2 separate regions of the Homo sapiens genome follow, and region 2 is linked to region 1. Evidence: read pairs that join two places in POLR2A ChIA-PET (ENCODE). Cell type or tissue: OCI-LY7. All regions are shown on one strand. Each heading gives the region's core, and the rest is flanking DNA. Links, peaks and the distances in the headings are about the cores only. Region 1 overlaps DIP2C (disco interacting protein 2 homolog C). Region 2 overlaps LARP4B (La ribonucleoprotein 4B).

What was found. Peaks named below come from ENCODE experiments on the same cell type or tissue, not always from the same donor. Only the 100,000 strongest peaks of a DNase experiment are listed, where the experiment ranks them.
Region 2: POLR2A ChIA-PET joins it to region 1 with 11 read pairs; 1 of 35 experiments calls an interaction of 5 or more read pairs at or near these places.

The regions. Positions count from the first base shown.
Region 1 is chr10:540,549-552,277 of GRCh38, forward strand. The region is part of intron 1 of DIP2C (disco interacting protein 2 homolog C); the gene reads right to left. Among named protein-coding and RNA genes, the nearest start is that of DIP2C-AS2, 82 kb to the right of the region's middle. RefSeq lists an enhancer at 1,192-1,692. In OCI-LY7, for the core only: no CTCF peak of the experiment used is centred there; a DNase peak (open chromatin) is centred at 6,803; H3K4me3 peaks cover 102 bases.
Region 2 is chr10:815,752-827,480 of GRCh38, forward strand. LARP4B (La ribonucleoprotein 4B) reads right to left here. Exons shown (of 18, transcript NM_015155.3): 12 at 10,013-10,119; 13 at 9,314-9,565; 14 at 5,049-5,094; 15 at 1,974-2,138. Among named protein-coding and RNA genes, the nearest start is that of LARP4B, 110 kb to the right of the region's middle. In OCI-LY7, for the core only: no CTCF peak of the experiment used is centred there; a DNase peak (open chromatin) is centred at 7,440; H3K27ac peaks cover 630 bases.

The DNA of each region.
Region 1 (11,729 bases), core at 2,087-10,086:
GCTTACCAGAGCTGGGGTAGGAGGAAAGCTAGTGTTTGGTAGACCAAGTTTCAAGCTTGGGGAGACCAAGAATATGGCGGTGATCGTGGCATGACAGTGTGAACGCACTTAATGCCACCAAATCGTACACTTAAAAATGGTCACAGTGCTATGTAATTTTACCACAATAAAAAGACTAACTGAGAAAAGTAATCTCTAATTACTGTCTGCCATTTCTTGCATCCTGTAAGGTGCATTTGCTTTTGGAAATCCTCAGAGCAATCATGAAAGACTAATACCCTGTCATCTCTGAAACACAGGTAAAGTCTTTCAAGGGTTTTGATTATAGTAAAGTAGCTGGAAAGCAAAGCATGCATTAGACACAGCAGCCGTGATAGGACAAACACATGGTAGGAAGGTGGTGGTCGTGCTACACGCAGATGGGGAAGGATGTGGGGAGCCACAACACCCGATGCTGGGGAGCCACAACACCCGATGCTGGGGAGCCACAACACCCGATGCTGGGGAGCCACAACACCCGATGCTGGGGAGCCACAACACCCGATGCTGGGGAGCCACAACACCCGATGCTGGGGAGCCACAACACCCGATGCTTGGGAGGCACCTGGGCAGGAGCTGAGAATGTACCAAACACGTTCTACCACGCAACATTCATGGACCCTGAGTCCGGCCACCACCGCCGACATCCACTCTGGCTGAGGTGTCCTCTGTCACAGACACACACACCCTGCCGAGGACAGTGCACAGGTTAAATGTCAAAGCACAGACATGCTCAGGTCCAGCTGCTCAGCCAAAAGCAAAAACACATTTCCCAGACACCACAGCTTGACCTTCCACCTGACCACACCCATCTCTCCTGCACCCCACATCGTGACCCTCCACCCGACCACACCCGTCTCTCCTGGACCCCCCCGAGTGACCCTCCACCCCCATATCTCTCCTGGATCCCACAGCATGACCCTCCACACTGACCACACCCATCTCTCCTCGACCCCACAGTGTGACCCTCCACCTGAACACCCCCATCTCTCCTGGATCCCACAGCGTGACCCTCCACATGACCACACCCATCTCTCCTGGACCCCACAGCGTGACCCTCCACCCGACCACACCCGTCTCTCCTGGAACCCCAAGAGTGACCCTCCACCTGACCACCCCCATCTCTCCTGGATCCCACAGCATGACCCTCCACACTGACCACACCCATCTCTCCTGGACCCCACAGCGTGACCCTTCACCTGACCACACCTGTCTCTCCTAGACCCCACAGCATGACCCTCCACCTGACTGCACCCTGTCTAGTGCATCCCTGCACCTGTCTCTCGGCCCCCCTCACCTCACTTCCTCACCTTCTCGTCGGGTCAAGCACCAACAATCCGCTGTGTGCCTGGTGCACTGAGCCTTGTCAGGGGCCTCTGGGCCGCGTGCCAGGACACGCCCCTGGGGACTCCCAGTGCACACGTTGGTCTCCTGCACACTTGGCTCTTCTATCTGCGGGAGCCGGCACCCACCCCTACAACTGACTGCACTCTCAGAAAAGTCCCAGAAGACCCCTCACCAACCCAGCAACACCTTGAGGCCACATCCCACTTGCCTGCTGGCTCCTGAACCTCCCCCACCCTGTGACGGCTCACTCCCTCCTGAGCTCCTTCTGCTCCCTGCCTGCCTCTGCGAGTTACCTCCTGGGCGATGCCAGGTGACGGTAACATCAACCAGGAGGCACTGCTGAGAAGCAGAAAGCATGGTGCAGTGCCCAGAACGTCATGTCCCTCAACAGATGCTCTATGTCTTCTCCTCCTCTCCTGGCAGAGCTTTGCTGTAGGAAGAAGGCCATTCCTCCAGTGCTGCTACTTCCAACACTGGGGAAAACAAGCTTCAGAAAGGAACGGTGTCAAAGAGGCAGGACCCACCAGCAGGACTGCCAGCGGCCAGACGACCACAGCCCCAGCATTCCCCAGCCACTACGGCCGACAGCCCAGGCTCCAGAAATGCACAGCTTCAACCTTCAGAGTAAAAACCCTCCCAAGCCAACTATTTCTTCAACAATCGGATTGGGGAATGGAGGGTTCTAACCCTGCCCCTCTCTATACCACAGATCATCAGATCCCAGTTCTTATCAGATTGGGAAGTGGGGGGTTCTGACCCTGTCCCTCTCTATACCACAGGTCATCAGATCCCAGTTCTTATCGGATTGGGGAGTGGGGGGTTCTGACCTTGTCCCTCTCTATACCACAGGTCACCAGATCCCAGTTCTTATCAGATTGGGGAGTGGGGGGTTCTGACCCTCCCCCCTTCTCTATACCACAGATCATCAGATCCCAGTTCTTACGGGATTGGGGAGTGGGGGGTTCTGACCCTGCCTCTCTATATACCACAGATCATCAGATTCTAGTTCTTTTCTAAGCCCAGCACTTTGCTTCTGCCACATGCAGTCATCCTCAGCACCAGGAAAAGTCAAACATTGAGTGATGACGATGACACCAATACCAAAAGTCAGAAACATTGAGTGATGATGATGACACCGATACCAACACATGCGGCTCTGGCAGCTTTGGTAACTCGCTGCACAGATACAACTGGACAGCAGTGAGATCCATGGACATCACCAGTCTTCGCAAGGATCGTGTTCCTGAATCTTCTGCGTTAGGAATAACCGTCTCCTTTGCAAGGGCTGAACCATGCTTCCCACTCGCCTGTCCTCTGCCTTCACCAGCTTTGTGCGCATTTCCGGGCAAGTGTCTGTGCAGGTGCCATCACTGATTTCAGTAGCGAGAACGTACACAGACACCACACAGAAATGGGTAACCCTGTTAGGAGCTGTGCAGGGAGATCTAACTCATCAGATGTGCCAAATTCCTGTTGCCATGGAAATTAAACTGACGTTGCCGTGACCACATCTCTTACTGCACCACTAAAGACCATCTGGGTAAGAGGAAAGTGCTTCTGCAGAGCATTCAGCTCACGTTTACATGTCCGTTTTCCCTGAATACGGTTGTTACGTGAGATAGAAATCAGTAAGATAGGCTGTAACATATAGTATGGATCGTTGTGTCTCCTAGGCTCAAACACATCCTTTAAGATCCTCAGAAAATGAAGTTTAACTCTCTGGGGACATGAGTTACATAGTAACATGTTTTGGATACAGTCTCTTTCGCATTCTAAATATCAACACCAAATAAGTTCTTTAGTTTCTTTTTACATTGAAAAGCATTTACAAACCATAAAATCCCCCATATTAAAGGGTACAATTCAGTCTTTTTAGCATATTCTCAAAGCTGCACAACAATCACCACTAGTATTTAATTCTGGGACTTTTTCACCACCCGCAAAAGAAACCTTGAATCCATTAAGAGTCAGCACCTGCTGCTTCCTTCCGCCAGCCCCTGGCAATCGCCAGCCGACTTCTGTTTCTCTGGATTTGCCCACTCTGGACGCCTGTCGTGAGTGGGCACATAGTGCGTGACCTTTGACGTGACCTTTGGTGCCAGCATCTTTCACGTTCAAGGTGACTGGTATCGTACAGTGCGTGACCTTTAGCATGACCTTTGGTACTGCCATCTTTCACATTCAAGGTGAGTGGAATCGCACAGTGCGTGACCTTTGGTGTGACCTTTGGTGCCGGCATCTTTCCCGTTCAAGGTGAGTGGAATTGCACAGTGCTTGACCTTTGGTGTGACCTTTGGTGCTGGCATCTTTCACATTCAAGGCTCATTGGAGCACATGTTCTTTTGTTCCTTTTTACGGCTGAGTGATACTCCATTGTGTGCAAATTTTCTTTATCCACTCATCTGTTGACAGACATCTGGGCTGTTTCTACTCACTGTTACGAATAATGCTGCTATGAAGATTCTTGCATAAGATTTTTTTGTAAAAACGTTTTCAGTTTTCTTGGGCATATGCCTGGGAGTGAAATTGCTGGGTCGTACAGTGATTTTATGCTTAACTTTTCTGAGGAACTGCCAGACTTTTCCAAAGCAACTGTACCATTTTCCTTCCCCTCCCACTAGCAATATATACAGATTCCAATTTTCCCATCTTCACCAACATGTCACCGTCCAGTACTGGGGTTTTACCCATCCCAGTGGTTGTGAAGTGGTATCTCACGGTGGTTTTCATTTTCATTTCTAAGATGACTAATTCTGTTAAATATCTCATGTGCTTTTTAAGGCATTTATGTATCTTTCTTTGGAGAATGTCTATTCAAATCCTTTGTCCATTTTTAAATTGGATTTTCTTTTCATTGCTGAGTAAGTTTTTAAAGATATTCTTGATATCAGGCCCTTATTGGGATAATGTGTCTTGTTCTGTGGGTTGTGTCTTTTTACTTTAATAGTAACCTCTGAAATGAACATTTTTAATTTTGATACTGTCTTTTCCCCTTCAGTTGCTTGTTATGCTTTAGACATCTCATCTAAGGAACCATTGCTTAATTCAACGTAACAGTTTCACCTGGATTCTCCCCTAAGGGTGTAATGAGCTGAACTGTGTCCCCGCAAGATTCCCATGTTAAAGCCACAACCCCTAGAAACTCAAAATGTCACAGGGCCTTTAACGTGACAATTTAGGTCCCATAAGATCTTAAGAGTAGGCCCTGATCCAACATGACTGGTGTTTTCCCTTTTTTTTTTTTTTTTTTTTTTTGAGTTTCACTCTCTCTGTCCAGGCTGGAGTGTAGTGGCATGACCTCAGCTCACTGCAACCTCCGCCTCCCAGGTTCAAGCAATTCTCCTGCCTCAGCCTCCTGGGCAGCTGGGACTACAGGCACCTGCCACAACGCCCAGGTAATTTTTGTAGTTTTAGTAGAGATGAGGTTTCACTGCTGATCTGTAACTCCTGACCTCAGGTGATCCACCCACCTCGGCCTCCCAAAATGCTGGGATTACAGGTGTGAGCCACCACGCCCAGCCATGACTGGTGTTCTTATAATAGAGAATTTAGACACACAGAGTCCTCAGTGCTGCACACACATAAGAGAAACCCATGAGGACACAGAGAAGACGCCGTCTACACAGAATGGGGTGAGGACCCGGAGGATCGAACCCTGCCTGCACCTTGACCCCAGGCTTCCAGCCTCCAGAACAAAGGAAATAAGATGCTGTTTAAGCCTCACAGTCTGCGGTGTCTGTTACGGTACCCAGCAGACTGACAAAATGGGTCTCACAGTATCGACTCTTACACTGGATCCATTTTGAGCTATTTTTTTGTGTAGGGTGAGGGAGGGTGCAGTCCATCCTTTTCCATGTGGATATCCAGTTGTCCCAGCACCACTAAGTTGCGAAAGGAAAAAAGTAAAGCAACCCCTTACAACCTTTCTCCATCAACAGATTAGAAGGTACACTGAAGAATCATGGACAATTTGTTGTCGGTTTAAGCCGGTGGTTTTCAAACTTTTGGGTCTCAGGAACCCTTTACAGTTTATTAAAGATCACAAAAAGCTTTCTCATGAGGCCGGGCATGGTGGGCTTATGCCTGTAATCCCACCCAGCACTTTGGGAGGCCAAGGCAGATGGGTCACTTGAAGTCAGGAGTTCCAGACCGGCCTGACCAACATGGTGAAACCCCATCTCTACTAAAATAATAAAAATTATCCGGGCTTGGTGGTGGGTGCCTGTAGTCCCAGCTACCTGGGAGGCTGAGGCAGGAGAATCACTTGAACCCGGGAAGCAGAGGTTGAAGTGAGCCGAGGTCACGCCACTACACTCCAGCCTGGGTGACAGAGCAAGACTCTTAAAAAAAAAAAAAAAAAGTAACAAATTTATTTTAAAATAATAAAGTCATTACATGTTAATAAACAGCACAGTCTTAAAGAAAAAACCATTTTCCAAAATAAGCAGCAGTGTGGCAACAGTTTGTGCTGCTGTGAGAACACCTAACGCCTCTCTGCACCTCGGACAGCAGGGTTCTCATGCCTCCATCTGCGTTCAGTGGGCTGCAGAACTCTGGTTGAAGTTTATGAAAAATGTCTGATCCCATGCTATATACAGTTAGGAAGAAGTATTTTTCACTGTGCTTTCACATAGTTTTAGGTATTCTCTGCTGCCAAATGTCACAAGCGGCACTTCCATGCAGGCTGTCTGCAACGCAGAGTCTGGACCCTGGTCGACGGGCCTTTCTGCCCCAATTCCTTTTAAGCGGACTGGTCTGTCCTGCACTTGAGTGGCTCTTTTACCAGCACACGATTTTGTAACTGGTTAGAAAACACTGGTTCAGAGTTATGAGCAGCTTCCACATTTCATTATGTCAAAAAAAAAAATCACATCAATATCACCACTGATCACATGAGAAAGTGGCAGACACAAGATTTGTATATTTTAATATTCACTGGAAAGCTCCAATGGCTATCATTGGGAATAACGTAAGGTATTTTCCTTGAGATGAAAGAATCAATTTGTTCATTTTTCAGGCCACACCTGCAAATACCTATCTCTTAAGTGGCAGAGTTTGTAAGTCATTCTTTAGATAAAGAAGGCCATTAGTGGAAGAAGCGGTTCTGCAGGTTCATGGGAGAGCACTTGGTGCCTCTGAGCTAAGATAACCATCAAATCCTCGGAAGACGCACCTCTGCATACTTCCTGTTTCTCATTCAGAACATTCCAGAGGGAACCCGGAATCCCGGTGCTGCAGCGGGACTGAAGTTTGCTCTCACCCACACAATAAACCCAGGGAGCTCCCCCAGCCCCCATCGCGAGGCCACAGCCTTGGTCCTCTGATCCAGGAGGGCTCCTGCAGCTCCAGCCTACAGGGAGAAGCATGCACCCACACATCAGAAAGCCCTCCCAGGCCCAGCGAGCACTTCTGCTTATGTGCCAGCCAAGTGTGTGTAACAGGGCCACAGCCAGCTGTGAGGCAGGCAGTGAGGTACCCAGCAAATACTCAGGGCTCACATCACTGAGAAGGAAGGAAGGTTGACAGCGAAGTACCCAGCAAATACTCAGGCCTCATGTTACAGAGGAGGAAAGCAGGCAGACAGTGAGGTACCCAGCAGGGTTCACATTATCCAGGAGGAAGGGAGGGTGGAGAAAAAGGGGCTGGAACAGTCTCTGTCATGAGCTTTAGCATTTACAAGGCTTGCTGAAGATTATCCGATTTGATCTTCACAATAGCTCACAAGATAGGCAGAGGCATGACTTTTCAGAGATCCAGAGAACTGATGATGACCACGTGCTTTTCCCACAGGCTCCCAGAAATCATCCTCAAATCATCTCTCAGTTTATACATGTGATAAAATCTCAGTCACGTCCCCTCTCTGCAGGGGGATTTTAACGCTGCCCTGCTGTTCCATCGCACCCCTGCCCTCTCCTGCATTTCATCCATGCCCACCATCCCTGGGGAGCCCACACCACCCCACCCGCAGCTGCTGATGGCTTGGGTCACCCTTATCTCTCATTTCCACCTGCAGGGACCTGTTCTGCCTTCAAATGCAGCTCAAACCCACTCATTGTGTGAAGCCTTTTTCAGCCATCACAACTGTCACATGTAAAAGCAGTCTGCAATGCTTCATTTAGGAGGTGCTTGTGTTGCCTCATTGGCTGTGATCAGGACCAAATTCTGAGCAAACCAGGTGGTGTGGTGGTCCCCTGTCCCCACCTCTGCCCCAGTGCACCTAAAACAAGGATTCCTGGAAGCACCTTTTCAGTCCAATTCACACGAGTCTGCCCCACCCCCCCCCCCACAGGAAAGCCCTGGTGGTCAGGGCTCAGGGCCCCCAGGTGGGTAAGGAGAGCTTGGTGCCCTCTCTGGAGTTGTCGCCCAGAGACCTACGGCTGGAAGGGAAGAAACTTGCATCCTGTGAAACATCCAGCCCCGAGACCCACTCAGGAGCAGAAGACGGGAAAAGAGCATCGAACAGCCCCTCGGGAGGGCAGTCAGCAGGAGCCGCGGAGGCCACCGGGATGGAGGGAGGGAGGGAGGGAGGGAGGCAGGCAGGCAGGCAGTGAGGCCAGAGGTGATGTGGCCAGGAGGGAGGGAGGGAGGCAGGCAGGCAGGCAGGCAGGCAGCGAGGACAGAGGTGATGTGGCCGGGAGGGAGGTGATGTGGCCAGAGGTGACGTGGCAAGGGTTATGGGGGTGACATGGTGTGGTGGGGGGAGGAGATGTGGCCAGAGGTGATGTGGCCGGGGGAGGAGACATGGCTGGAGGGAAGCGACAAGAGGGGTCTCCAGGCCTCAGACTGTGGAGCTTTCACGCTCGCACAACCTCACAGACTGTGCCTGATTTATGGATGACATTTTAATTAAGATGTTACATCTAACTTTAAAGAAAAGTAGTTATTTAGAACCATTGTGTATGTTTAAAGCACGGTACAAATATAGCACATTTCCCAAACCAAAGAACAGTGCATTGCAGGAAAAAATAGCAGCTCACAAAAAAAAAAAAAAAAAAAAAAAAAAAGTGAGTAAAGAAAAAATTCATTTAAGATCAGAAATAAAGATCCTACAGCTCTTCTAGTCCAATCCCCCACCCTAACGTGAATGGGGGAAAAAGCCAAGTAGATTCTAGTTAGTCAGAATTAAAGGCAAAACCGATCCACTTTACTTTCTACTTGACAGAAAACAAGCAGCTCATCAAGGAATCCCTACAAATAGTAGCTTTAAGAGTCCCCAAAATGCAAAATTCACGTTCAAATTCAATCAACTGCTAAGTGCGATAAAGTTACTTTTTCATTATTGCTTCCCTCATCCCCAGGGGCCTTTTTAGACCTTTTTTCCCCAATTGCCTCCAACACCCAGGAAATTTAAACCCCACAAGTAAGCTATGTCTCAATTAACACACAGCACCCTTTGGAGCAGACAGTCCATTGCTCTAAGACGTCCTTGTCACCTAAGCACCAAGTACAGCCTGAGAAGATACAACGCGTCCACACACGGACTCGGGCCCATCCACAAGCCAACAGGTGAGATGTGGCACATGAGAAGGAAGACGAGACCAATGAGCTTCACCAACACCCCAAAACCACGCAGAAGTGACCCATACAGCCTGCTTGGGCGCCAGTGACTCCTGGGAAACAGCCAAGGGCGGCATTTGGAGAAGCAGCACCACAGGCCAGGAGGGTCTGGTGGCTTCAGAGGGGAGGGGTGCCCCCGACCAGGTGCCGGGGGCTTCAGAGCGGAGGGCCCCCCCCGACCAGGTGCTGGAGGCAGCGGGACAAGCCATGGGTGCCCTCGTCACTTTTCACTCCCTACTCCCGATTCTTGCCCTGAAAGCTCGCAGCAAGTCCAGGTATTTATTTACCCATAAAATTAAGTATCTGTGAGTAACACTAGTCACTAATTCACATAGATCTGAGTCCACAGATACCTCTAGAGACACCACCATCCCTTCTGGTAGAAGGGCAGCCCAGGGGCCCACACTGCTAGGAAGGGAGACTGTGTCTCCAGCCTGACAATGCAGAGTCCCCAACACAAGGTCTACCTTCTGGAACCATGCGGTGTCCTACAGAAGCAACAAGGGACGTGTAGCTTTTTTTTTTTTTTTTTTCTCTTAAGACAGTCTCCCTCTGTCGCCCAGGCTGGAGTGCAGTATCACAATCTCAGCTTGCTGCAATCTCTGCCTCTCGGGTTCAAGTAATTCTCCTGCCTTGGCATCCTGAGTAGCTGGGATTACAGGTGCCTGTCACCATGCCCAGCTAATTTTTGTACTTTTAGTAGAGACAGGATTTCACCATGTTGGCCAGGCTGGTCTCGAACTCCTGACCTCACGTGATCCACCCGCCTTGACCTCCCAAACTGCTGGGAATACAGGTATGAGCCACAGTGCCCGGCCCATGTAGCTATTTAAATTTGTCTAAAATTAAATAAAATTAGAAGTATCAGTTTCTCATTTGCACTTCAAGCATTCAATTACCCACAGGTGGCCACTGACCACAGAGGCTGGTAGAGAGACGCTGCAGTTCCACACCGCAGAAGGATCTATGGACAAAGTGGCTCTAAGATCATCTCGGCATCTTTATATTGAAGCTACTGAAGTTTTACTCTGTTTACTATAGATATCAACATTCTCCCATTTAAAAATGTCAGTGCTATTACAACAATCAGATCTGTGACCTCCCAGAAGCTCTTCTCCTCCTGGACAAATAACCGCAGAGCGTCTGCACTCTGCCTTCACACTAAGGGATGGCAGAAGCCTCCTGTAAAATCAGGTGGAGAAAAAAAAATGAATCCCTAGCCCCTCTCCCCCTACGATTTTGTGAAACTCCTCTTAATATTCAGAATAATTGCCAGAGTTGCAATAAACAAGCATCCCTTGACCAGGAAGCAACAGGGAAGCAAGAAGAGGGATGCTCCATTCCCTCTGGGACCCCAGGCCTGGCCGGGACTGAGAAGGTCAGCACAGCCAGTCAGGCCTGCACACCCGATGCGAACCGTGCACATGGCTTCCCCGGGCCTCGGTCTCCCCTCTGCCCTCACTGGACACTGTGGCTCTGGTACATACCTGATGCGAACTGTGCACACGGCTTCCCCGGGCCTCGATTTCCCCCTCTGCCCTCACTGGACACTGTGGCTCTGGTACATACCTGATGCAAACCATGCACACGGCTTCCCCGGGCCTCGGTCCTCCCTCTGCCCTCACTAGACACTGTGGCTCTGGTAGAGGCAGCCTCTGAGCTCCAACACCCACAGCCAGTCCCCTCCTTGCAGGTCTCGGCTCTGCTGACACTGCCTCAAGCGCCTCCCTGATGCTTCTCAACATCGTCCACGTACCATGCCCCCTCCTCCCCACAGCCCTGGCTGCCGCCCACCCCGCCATGGAGCCTGGCATACAGCAGGTGCCTGAGACACCCCAAGGGGCAGGCATGCCAGGGTAGGGCTTGGAGTTCCAAAGGCCACGTCCCGCTTACCACAGGTGCCACGGAGGCTGTGGAAGGGGTCCAGGCTGCAGGTCTGCACTCGGCTTCTCCTGGCCCCCGAGGCCAATAACCTAGCAAGGGAAAGCAGCTGGAAGCAGGATCCCAAAAGCCCTTCCTGGCTCAAGAGGAAGGAGGCCTCGGTGCACAAACCCACAAGTGCCTTCCCTCCTGCCAGGCTGGCTGTGTCACAGCAGCATGTCCATCTTCCCTGGGCTCAGAGAAAGGTGAGGGACTCAGCCCCGAGTGTGAACAGTCAAGCTCCCACTAGCTGTGCAGACAATCTCCCTAGCCCTGGCTTGGGAAGGGTCCAAGAGCAAACACAGCCATCTTGCCCACACAGGTACAGAATTCAGCCAGCTCTCTCAATGGAGTTGTGACAGGTCAACTCCAGGCTCCTCAGAGCCAGGCTCTGGGGTTCAACCTCGGGCCACTGCACCTTTGAAATGCGGCTGTGGACTCCCCTAGGCCGCTCAATGTCACGGCCCATTTCGTTCAGATGCTGCAGGCCCCTGCCGTGGTGTCACACCCAGGACACCCCTGCCAGCATCCTCTGAGACGCTGCTATAGCTGTTGTGATCTGAGAACAGCCACATGCAGGCATCAAAGGGAGGGCTTCTCAAGTCTCTTCTGAGAGTGGTGGCTACAGCTTCGGAAGACGTTGCACTGAATCCTGGGTGAGCCAGACTCAGTCTGCAATCTAAGCTGGGTTGCTGGAGAGACACACTCTGTTGTAACTGACGGAGGCTGTCGATGGCAGCTCTACCAAGACCAAGAATGGCAACTAATCTGAGATTTACTATCCATACTTTCTACCTGATGTTTAAAAGGAAAGCATCGTGAAGTTCCAGTAGCAAGACATTTTCTATAATCTATCATATCAAGAT
Region 2 (11,729 bases), core at 2,824-10,823, 280 kb after region 1:
TTAAAAAAGGCAGGAGGGCAGGTGCTCTTTACACTTCTGCCCTTAGATGAAGGCTGACGACAGACCTAGAGCCCTTCCAGCTGGAGAACCAGAATCCGCTGCAATTCCTGCGCTCGACCAGCAGGAATCCAGCTTGGTGGAAACAAGAGGGCAAAGGACTCCTTTTGTAAAAGCTCATTTTAAATTCAGGGTAGGGGCCGGGCACGGTGGCTCACGCCTATAATCCCCGCATTTTGGGAGGCTGAGGTGGACGAATCACCTGAGGTCAGGGGTTTGAGGCCAGCCTGGCCAACATGGTGAAACCCCATCTCTACTAATAATACAAAAATTAGCCGGGTGTGGTGGTGCATGCCTGTAGTCCCAGCTACTCGGTAGGCCGAGGCAGGAGAATCACTGGAACCCAGGAGGCGGAGGTTGCAGGGAGCCAAGGTCGTGCCACTGCATTCCAGCCTGGGTGACAGAGCAAGACTCTATCTTAAATAAACAAATTAACTAATTAATTCAGGATATGTGCAGTCCCAATGCAAATGAAATGCAGATCCACAACTGCAGGTCATGAAGCAAGTCAGAGTGACCATCACGAGCTCCATGTCAACAGGGGAAGGGCTGAACCCCATCATTTCTGGAGCCTCCACCCCACTTTGAAACCCAAGGGCCACGCTGTTGACTCAAGAAGCTCCCAAGAAGCAGCAATGGAGCCCACTACACCTGGGTGGTGGCATAAGGCTCAGGGTCAGGCTTTTCAAAGAAGCAATTCTTTCTTCAAGAGAAACCTTACACAAGACTCAAACTGGGCACAGCAGGAGCTGCTGTTTCTGAAGCAGGGTTGGAGACCTGCCTCTTCTCCTCCACTCAATACCAACGGGAGTAGGCTACAGTTGGAAAACTAGAATTCATGATCTTTAAACTGCATTTCTTCTCAAGGCACTAATACCTTAGAAATGACGGTGTGGAAATTTAAGGCTAATGTGACAATCCTGGAATGTACTCAATCTCCAAACAGGAGCATGACCATCTACCAATATGAAAAGGACTAGACACGTCACCTGGCTTTCATTGTAAAGATACTGCATCAAAATCCACCTTAAATTCTGCCCTAGGAAGTGAGGAATGGTTCTATCTACTGCGGGGCCTTCCCTAAAGCCCAGGGTGGAAGAGACACTGACTCTGCAGACCTGGGTGGGGTAGCAAGCAGCACGGTCATGTGGCGTGGAACAGACACGTGGTAACTCTGGGGCACAGCTGGGGAAAGGGCCCCTGGCACAGGGGACACCGGCAACCTGGAGTGCTCAGCAGGTTCTTCCTGGGCTCTTCCTATGCACAGTAGGTAACTGGGCAGAAAACTTCCTCTGTACTTCCCAGAGCCTTCAACGCCAGGTGTGGCAGCCGGCCAAGTCCCACTTCCACCTCCTAAGCACATTAGAGGCCAGAGTGCTGGGCTGAGTGTCCTCTGTCATCTGCAGCTCGGGACGACTCCTGGGATGATATTCACTGCAGTGGAGGCGGCACCTCGTGGGGCAGCCCAGACCTCACCAGAAGCTACCGACACTACAGTGAGGTTCTCCCAGGCTTCTTGCTCCTTGTCTCATGTAGATTACTACACATTTTAATCATTTCCAATACAATTCAGATGTTTCCATTTCATTCTGTTGTTTTATAAAATAAAGGCAGGTCTGAACTACAACAATGACAATGCAATCTAAGTTTCTGGGTGAGAGAAAGGGTGTGTACGGCACATCATGGCACACGTTTCTACCTCTGACTTCATCAGACAGCAATGTTAAGGAGAAGGCCCAGCCCTGGGTTCAAGGCTGGCCTTACTCCAAATCTGTGTGACCTCTGCAATCACGTGGCCTCCAAGCCTCTCTTGAGTATTAAAAACAAACATGTATAAAGAGCTCAGCAAAGCGCCTGACACGGAACCCGTACCTAGACACTGTTGGCAACTATTAGACATGCAATATATCCCTTACCCTTTCTTTGGATGGTCCTATTATCAAGCTAGATAGCCTGTTTTCAAACAAGTCCTCTGTCTTCAAATTGCCGGCAGCTCCAGGTAATGGAGGGAAGCTGGACAGCCCCAGCTCGAAGCTTGGCGACGGAGGCTTTGGTGGCGTTGGAGACTGTGTCTGGCTGCTCTGCAACAGAATGACACCCCAGGGTCACGGTATGGAGAGAGAAGGCCAAGCAGCTTCTCGTTTCCACACCTGTCTGGAAAATATCTGTAGAAACAAGCAGATCATTCAACCCAGACAAGGGCTTCCTCACTCAATTGAAGGTTCTCCCAAGCAACTTCAACCATCTAGAGCAGAGCTGTAAAACTGAAATCTCAAGGATGCTGCTGCCCAAGAGATGTGTCACAAAGGACACAGTGAGGCTAAGGTGACATCCAAAGAGCTATCCACCCATGGCTGCCAGCACTCACGAACAGCAGGGGCAGCTGAAGGCAAGGGAGACACTCTGGAGTGACTCCAGCCCACCAGATGGAAAGCAGGGCAGCCTGAGTCTAGACATTAAACTTTCTCACTTTCAGACAAGTGTTGTGTTACTACAGCATAGTTTTTAATGTGAGTCACAAGATAATTGTAAAAAACAAAATATGACACTCTCTCCACAACCTGTGTAAGAAATTTTACACACGTGCATCAAAAAAGTGGTTTAACAAAAGGGAAGGGGGCTCGAATTCTCTGAAAATAAACTTAATGAAAGTTTATATTTTTAAATAATTAAAAACACAGGATTTGACAACAAATTCTAATCAGATTCTTTGACTTCCAAGAAAGCAAACTCAGTATAATAAGAAGTGAGTGTACTTTGTAAGCCCAAATCTCAGAAGAAAGGCAGTAATACCTTTTATTGGAAAATGATCTATCAACCCGCTTTAACAAGCTGGCAGTCATTTTGCGAGTACGCAGTTCCTCGGCTGAAGGACACATGGCACAGAAAGGGGAAATGAGTTTGCATTTAGTTTAGAAATGAATTTATATTAACTAAAGAATACAACTATTTTTAGCTGAAACAATGAGCTACTCTGACCAGGAAGCAAAGATCTCATGGGATCCACCTAACTGGAAAGTGCCAATGTTTCTCCAAAGTTTATACACAGGAAGGTGAATCCCTGCATCAGTAGATTCTAGAGAAAATATGTCAGAAGTGAAAGCAGGTCAAAGGATGAAAATGAATTCAGGCTGACACAAACCCCAGTCCAGTCTGTGTTGGGCATTCCGCTTGCTTCTCTGCTCCACGCGACAGGTGCCTAATTTTAGCTTAGCTTTTCCCAGTTAGGTGTCCTTGGCAGTAAGCTTGTTACCTACTGAGCAGCTGGCTGTTGTATGCTCTCTGTAACCTAGTATTGTGAATATGATGCTCAAAATGATCCTGCAAAGCTCTAAGTTACACATGGCCACTATGATGGCAAAGCGGTTTTAAACATCTGCACGTTTCTGAGGTGAACACAGCTTTTCAGAAGATAAGCATTATTAGAGAGACAGCCTTCCCCAAAAATGTATTTAAATCTCAACTTGTAGAAGCAAAAGAGGCAGGCAACAACTGCCCAGATGTGGGAGTTACAAAATGACATCACCCACAGATGGGACTTGACTTGGAAGGCAGTGTTAAAATCCTCTAGGATCTGAGCACCTCTGGGTGAGGTCTGAGTACTGCTCAGGTCCCATGGGCGTGGTTAGGCCCGAGGCTCACACACTTTTACAGAAAAAGCGTCTGGACCTTTCTGAGGTCCTGAGAGCACGTACATAAGACGATGGGCGTATGCTCTGTAATCAATACAACACTGGGCCACAAGCCGAAGCTTCAAAGCAGGTCACAGTCATGAACACATGCATCAGGAATGCAAGGCAAAACAGAACGGAAGAGAAATGGCTGTGGGAAAACATCACGGCAGGCACAACAGTGCCCTGTGTTTAGATGCTTGACTTGTTAGTCCAAATGGTCACAGGAATTCACTAATTCCAATTGCAATTAACTGGTAAAAACTGCCTTACCAACTAGTTAAACAAAAACTAGACTAAGCCGACCTCATGAAAGGCACAATTTCTGAGTTCTAAACAGAGATTGTATCTTTTGTGATGAGAAAGCACCTGTGTGATGGCTTGAGGGGCTGGACCAGGATTTGTCCAGGTCTCCTCCAGCATTCCTTGTATGGAATTCCACATCTGCAAGCCCATGGAGGCATCCCTCCCATCTTCGTGGGTACTGCTAACTGCCACCTTGCTGTCCCACTACTGGTTCGTGGGTACTGCTAACTGCCACCGTGCCATCCCTCCCATCTTCGTGGGTACTGCTAACACTGCCACCGTACCGTCCCACCACTGGTTCATGGGTACTGCTAACTGCCACCGTGCCATCCCTCCCATCTTTGTGGGTACTGCTAACTGCCACCGTGCCATCCCACCACTGGCTGTGGAGAAGTCCATGCCATCCTCCACTAAAGACCAGCACAAACATTTTCCACAGGAGAAACTCTGATTAATCAACCCAAGCAAAAATCACCATGTCTCATGTACTTACCGCCACAAAAACCTATCACTTATGTTTGGGTCTGTCCTGCCAGTAAGTTATAGCAGAAGGAGATAATGCTTTCTACACAGTGGGAGAGTATTCGAAAGTTTTGAAGGAAAAACACCGACAAACAAATTGCTCCGTGGAAGATGCTTACTCTGCTCATTGAAATGAATGGCTCCAGTCATTTCAGACTCTCCGGTACAGCTGCCACACAGAAGAGCTCACGTGCACACCCGTGTGTAGGCTGCAGTGCATGCGACAGCAAGTTCCTGGCCATGCCTGTGCCACAGCACAACACGCCTGTGCACTGTGGAGTCCTGTGCAGCACATCGCTATTTCCAAAACCTCTACAGTTGCTTCCTCCTAGGCCAGCCAGGGTGTCAGTTATTACTTAGTGGATTTCACGTTACAAGTCTTTTGAAATGCTCATTCTTGTGCCTTAACCTTAATCCATTTAATTAAATCTCAGGTTTGGTATAAATTAGATTTAAATGTCTTGTGAAGAGGTATATGCTTTATGTACTCACTGTAAACTTCTCCTCCCTTTTCTTCCGGTAGCCAAAGGAATTCTTCCTAGAGGAGTGGAAAGTGAAAGACTGTTATTTTTTTCCCACTTGGAGAATTTATTATTGAGCACGTTTGCACTCACATAATCAAAGTACACATCAATTCAGTCTTTATCACTTTGAAACCTTTCAAAGATGACTTTCAATTCTAAAATCCCAACTTCAGGAAGCGTAAGCAGAACAACACAAAGTTGACAGCAAGGGACTAACGTGGAAGTCCAGGCAAGTGATAAAGAACAGAAGAAAACACTGACTGAAACCAACTCCCTGGTGCCTCCTTGGGATGTCTGTTAAGACATGAGTACTGAACATCCACTGGGTGGAAATGACAAGACACATAAAATCTGAGACTGAGCTCCATCAATGAGTTGTTTAAAATGGTGGTGAGAATTTTCCCGGCGCAGATTTGCTTTACATCAGATTTAAAAGACCCCAAATACCGCGTCCCATCCCTTCCTCTGCCCTCTCAGCTTCCTCCACTACTGCCTCAATGGCTGACCCCTTCCCACGAAAACCACACAAGGACCTCTGTGCCCCAAAGACTTCCTGCCCTCGCCTCCCAGCCTCAGGAACCACATTCTGGACCTCCCCATGCAGGCAGCAAGGCCACGCCACACACGCAGTTGATAACCACAGGACAGACACTGATTAAGTGGTGACTTCACGTGGAGACCTAGGACTCTAGGATGGCCAAGACATTCCCATTTCCCTGGACAGGTTATGTGGTCTAACAAGTCACATGACACACATTCATCTCAATGGATAATTTAATGGAATGCAAAGACTCCCCCAAGGGCCTTGTATTACATAACCTGGAAAGGAGTTAAGAAATAGTCTTGACTAATTCCTTCATTTACAGAAAACCAAAAACTAGTCTTGCCTAAGATGGCCTAACAGTGGAAAACTCTGTGGAACCTTGGGCCAAACCCTCTAGGGCAAGGACGGCACAAACCTTTAGGATTCTGGAGCAAATCCCTATTATCTCCTACAGAAAACTTTCTGGAAATAGCTCCTGGCTTTCTACTGGTGCCTTGCGGAGACTGCAGGCCAGACTATGGGACATGGATGAGTACTGAGCCACAGGTGGGGCATGAGTCCTGACAACCCAACCTCCTGTAGGAACAGGGGGCTTGGTGCTCCTTGTCCTGGATCCATGCCTGTGGCCTCACAGGGAGAGAGGGTCCTGGGCCTGCATTATGGACAGCCACCCCAGTACACACCTGGCTCAGCACCACTCCCTAATAGGGGGTGCTCCCAAAACCCAGGGAGCTGAACTCCTACTCCGCTGCGCCAGGATTCAGAAGTAGTGGAAAGGTGGGGCTACAATGACCCATGAGCAGAGCTAGGGATGCAACCAGATGAGAGTCTTCAGTGGGACAGGACTCAACTGGCCCTGGGGACCTGGGAGGGGTGTGAGACGGATGGTGTCAGCACCTGCTTGCCCAGAGGCATTGCCCTGAGCGCTGGACAGAGGGACAGCAGCCACATGGGCAGAGGACATCCCGCAGGGCTCGGCACAGGGCATCCCTCCGCCAAGGGCAGCCTGCTCGTCACTACCGGCTGGGACGCAGGGGCACCCATCCCTTGGAACACAGCGGTGTCCAGGACACAGACCTGCCTGCCATGGGGTCCTATCCCAGTCACCATCAGTGGGCCCAGCCAACACTCCCCCACACCCTCACTGGGCTCCACGTAACCCGTGTCAGACCCAGAAGCCCACCTGCAGCCGTAGAACACTGTCAGCTGTCAGTGCCCATCATGCAGAGAGCAGGTTGGCTGAGCCAAGGCTCAGTGACAGGGCCATGGTGGGTTACAGCTCACAAGGGGTAGCAAGGGACCCAGGGTGGTCCCAGCACCATAGAGGAAACATCACTGTGACACCCGCGACTCTGAATGCAGTGGTGTGAAGGCCTGAGACCCTGAAGAGGTGTGCTTCCCCCAGCTGATCCTAACAGTAGCTCCACCAAGGCAGCCACCTGGCGCCTGGGGCTCCTCATGCCATTCAACCCAGCTGGGCCGTGCCCTGCCATGGCCGCCATGCAAGGGTAGGGACATGTGTCTGGACTCTGGTAAGGGGTTCTCCAGGACATCTTAGCACTTTGGTCCAATAGAGAAAGTTAATGGAAACAAAACAAACCCTCCCAAAAAGGGGAGGTGGAGGCATGGCTGCTGTGGATCAGGTTCTCAGGGCAAGCAAGGCCTGGCACACCTCCCTGCAAAACAGCACAAGCTCTTTCTCAAGACAGAGGGAAGGAGGAGGTTACGAAGGTCAGCTCTGGCTTCAGAACCCATCGCAGAAACAGGCTGCAGGAGTTGCATGCGCTTTCCCTGCCCACCACTTCCTAAACCACTCCCTAAACCACTGGTGCGTGCTTCCTAAACCACTCCCTGCCCACCGTGCCCATGCTGGTGTGCGCTTCCTAAACCACTCCCTGCCGCAGTGCTCAGGTCTCAGGTGGGAGGACAGTTGTCCTCCCTTGGTGGGGAGAGAGAGGGTCTCCATTGGTGCAAGATCTGCATCTGTCAGGCAAAAGCATAAACTTGTTACAGTTGCATTTGGAAGTTCAAGTATTGTTGAAGGGTATCCTGGGTAGACCACATTCGTCAGCAAGCTTTGGACTCTCAGCTTCAAAGCCACCTGTATACATTTTGTGAGGTAGCTGGAATTCAACAAGCCCCACTTTCATTTGCCAGGAAACTCCTTGTGACGCTCGTATGAACAAGGCACACTGAAGAGCACAGGAGGCTGAGGCCGGGGGGCCTTGTCCATCTAGTCTGCCTCCTTCCACACCGTGCCCACAATTGATGCCCCTCAGAGGGAGCCACATGGCCTTGATGAGTAGGGCTCTGTCCCAAGTCTGAGCCCCAGCTCTGCAACCCTCCTCCCTCCAAGCGTCTGGGTCTTAAGAACCCCAAACTGAGACCCAGGGCTAGCAACTGCTCCCTGAAGTCACTGACTCTCCATGACACGGTGGGCCCCTTTTGGCTTTGCATCTCCAAGGCCTGTTGAGCCAACCTGATGCCATGTTTCCTGTGAGACACAGGCCAGTGCCAGCTCTCCCAGACCATGGTGCCTTCCAATGCCACTGCACAATCCCTGCAGGAACTCCTATGTGCTCATTGAATCATTATGGGCAGGAATGAGATGCTTCTGATGCCTCTTCATGTTGAATTCTCACTGCACAGAGGGTGTGCACTGTGGCAGGCAGGAAGAGGAGCTTGCACGTCAGGGATGGTGCTGTACACATTGTATATAGAACACCCTGAAAAAGCTCAGGTATTTGAGTCACTTGTTTGTCACTTATGAGAGGAAAATCCTGACGGTCCTTACCAAGGCAAGGACTGAGAAGATCAACTGGCCTTATCAACAATGGGCAGGTGCGGTGGCTCATGCCTGTAATCCCACCACTATGGAAGGCTGAGGCAGGAGGATGGCTCTAGGCCAGGAGTTCAAGACCAGCCTGGGCAACACAGCGAGATCCTGTCTCTACAAAATATTTAAAAACTAGCCAGGCATGGTGGTGTGCATTTGAAGTCCTAGCTTCTCAGCATGCTGAGGCAATAGGATTGCTTGAACCCAGAAGTTCAAGGCTGTAGTGAGCCATGATCATGCCAACGTACCCCAGCCTGGGCAACGGAGTGAGACCCTGTCTTAAAAACAAACAAACAAACAAACAAACAAACAAAAACCTACTACAGGATTGATGCCAAAAAAATGTTAAACAAAACCAAAAATGGTGGGCAGGAAGCACAGCTAAGACCCGTCCTGGCTAGTCTCAACCCTCCAATGAGATGAGACTGCAATGCTGATCTGCCTGGTTACCCGCTCCAGGCTCCACCTGCAGTGCCTGGTGCACACCCAGCTGGAGGGCGCCAGGCCAGCAGCCATGGGGCAGAGCCTGGACACCGCCCTTGCAGAGGGGCCTGGTGAGCCAGGGGTGCTGCCAAGAGGAGACTGCAGGCACATGGGATGGAGTCTATGGCTATTGAGCTCCAGTGTTTCTACAAATAATGATCTAAAACAACTACAGTTCTCACTGAACCATTTCATATTCCAAAAAAGATGAAGCCATTTAAGTCTTAGCAATTATATAAAACCCTTATGTTTATAGCCTTCAGTTAGATTTTCTGTGACATATTTAAAGACAATTACAAAACATATCTAAATTAAATAATTTTTAAAATATTAGTTTATGATGTTACACAGTAACTGCTCAACAACTCACCTTCCCCTCCCTAAACCAGGAGAGGATTCGAGACTGCCTGGCTCCACACGCCCAGGCCCAGCCTCTCTCTTGGCATATGCTGAAGGGTTTTGAATCCGTGTTCTAGTTTGACCTGCTTGCCTTGTTTGTGGACTCCGGACACCATTAATTAATCGATCTGCAGTGAAGTTAAATATTGAAGGACTTTCTAATAACCCAGGTCCCCTCTCTGCACTAGGAATCGCATGCCGCAGATGAGATTTACTAGGATTCCTGTAAATAAAAATGGTTTTATGTGTTGAGTTATAAAATGATCAAGGCATTACATAACATGCATACTGACATGGAATAGCTAAGCTGAAATCTGCTCTCTGTTTAATAAAGTATAAAAATAGGATTTGGAATGGTTAACTCCTAACATATAGGATAATGCAAATCTATTAACAATGTGCCACAATTCTGCTTAGCTGTTTTTCAGTCCAGGCCCAAATTAAAATCAGGCACACCTGATGTGTACAAGTTGCCCCAAAGCCTCCTCTCAGAGAATCTGAGGCGGGCACCCATGCCAGATTGTAGTGCTTAGTCTTTACAGAATGCAGCTGTGTGCTTCAGGTGGCTCTGTCTGCGAGGAGCAGGACTAGTGATCAAAGCTCTCTCATCCCAACTCCGGAAGGGCAGTAGCGTAAAGACCAAAACTGCTAAGACCGCCCCGGAACTTGCCTGCTTCGAGGAGGATACTGTCTGAGAGAAGTCAGAGGAGACGCCGCAGGCTTGAACGCTGGAGACGTAAACCCATTTATAAATCCAGTATTTGGAAATGGAGTTACCTAGATTCATTTGAAAACAGACAAGTAAATAAACCATAAAACAGACTTCAATTTCATTAATACCAACAAATCTGTGGAAACTGAGGGCATTTCTTGATGTTGTCAGAGTCATGACCCATGCTGAGACATGTATTTTACAATTTTATCACCAATGGGTGCTGTTTAGAAGTAGGCTGGAGCTTTTGTGCATCCTTTCAGCCAATCCTTACAACAATCCAGCGAGGAGAACTGACACATGCGGAAGCAGGCACTGAGAGGAAAGACGTGGTCAAGAGCGCATGGGCTCCAACAAGTGTTGTAACCTTTAGCATGTCAGTCTGATACGACCTCCATCACTGGCAGGAAGTCAACAGTTCTTGATTCCTGATGGCTTTAATACAACTCATCAACATTCTCAATCTTAGGAGCACCTGCACACCCACTGCTGCTCACTCGGCTTCATCCAACCACAGCCTGACAGGGCCTTTACCTTTACCCCGACACAAGTCCTGCTCTGCAGATCAGGGTATTTTCAGATCATCATTATTCCCCAAGTCACAAGGTAAGTATGGCATGCAAATATACTAACATAAGATTCAGAAGAAATTAGAAAGGGTCACAGAACCCCTAAAAGATCTTAAGTAGTTAAAAATATTGAGCATAGAATTTTAAGTATCGGCCAACTATTTTTAAAATCTAGACACATACAAAAATAAGATAAAACTTATTGTTAAAACAGTTCCTTTAAAAACAAACAAACAAACAAAACTCAAGACCATTCATTCTAATTCTCTGGCTTCTGGACCCATGGTTTCCAATACGTTCTGCATCACTGATATCTCGCTCCTTATGCTCCTGACACAGGGCACTTAGTTCCTGAGGGCCTTCCAGTCCACACCCTCAATGTCACTAAAGTGACAGAGATACGCATAGAGCCCTCCTTGTTTGGAGGAAGAGAGAAAGGAAAGGAAAAAAGCAAGTAATTCTCCTTAATTAGAGCTAACTGGAAGATATAACAGAAAAAGAATATTATAGCTTAGGACTAAAATAAAATCATACAAAAGGGAAGTTAGAATCTTCAATTTGCTACTTGAGAAACTCTTCACTCTGTAAGAATCGGACTTTTTAAAATACATCACACATGGCCGGGCGCAGTGGCTCATGCCTATAACCCCAGCACTTTGGGAGGCCAAGGGGGGGCGGATCAAAAGGTCAGGAGATCAAGACCATCCTGGCTAACATGGTGAAACCCCGTCTCTACTAAAAATACAAAAAAATTATCCGGGCGTAGTGGCGGGCGCCTGTAGTCCCAGCTACTCAAGAGGCTGAGGCAGGAGAATGGCGTGAACCCGGGAGGCGGAGCTTGCAGTGAGCCAAGATCCGGCCACTGCACTCCAGCCTGGGCGACAGAGAGAGACTCTGTCTCAAAGAAAAAGAAAATACATCACACTTGAAGAGCCATGAATGCAGACCTGGATCTGAGGCTGTAAATCATGGGCAGAGCAATGAGGACTAATCATTTCCAGCAAGTCATTTTACAGACAGAGCCCTGATATTCCAGTAATTTTGCTCAAGATAAAAAATAAAATTGGTCATATATAAAAAATAAAGTTGATTATTAATGCGTTCCT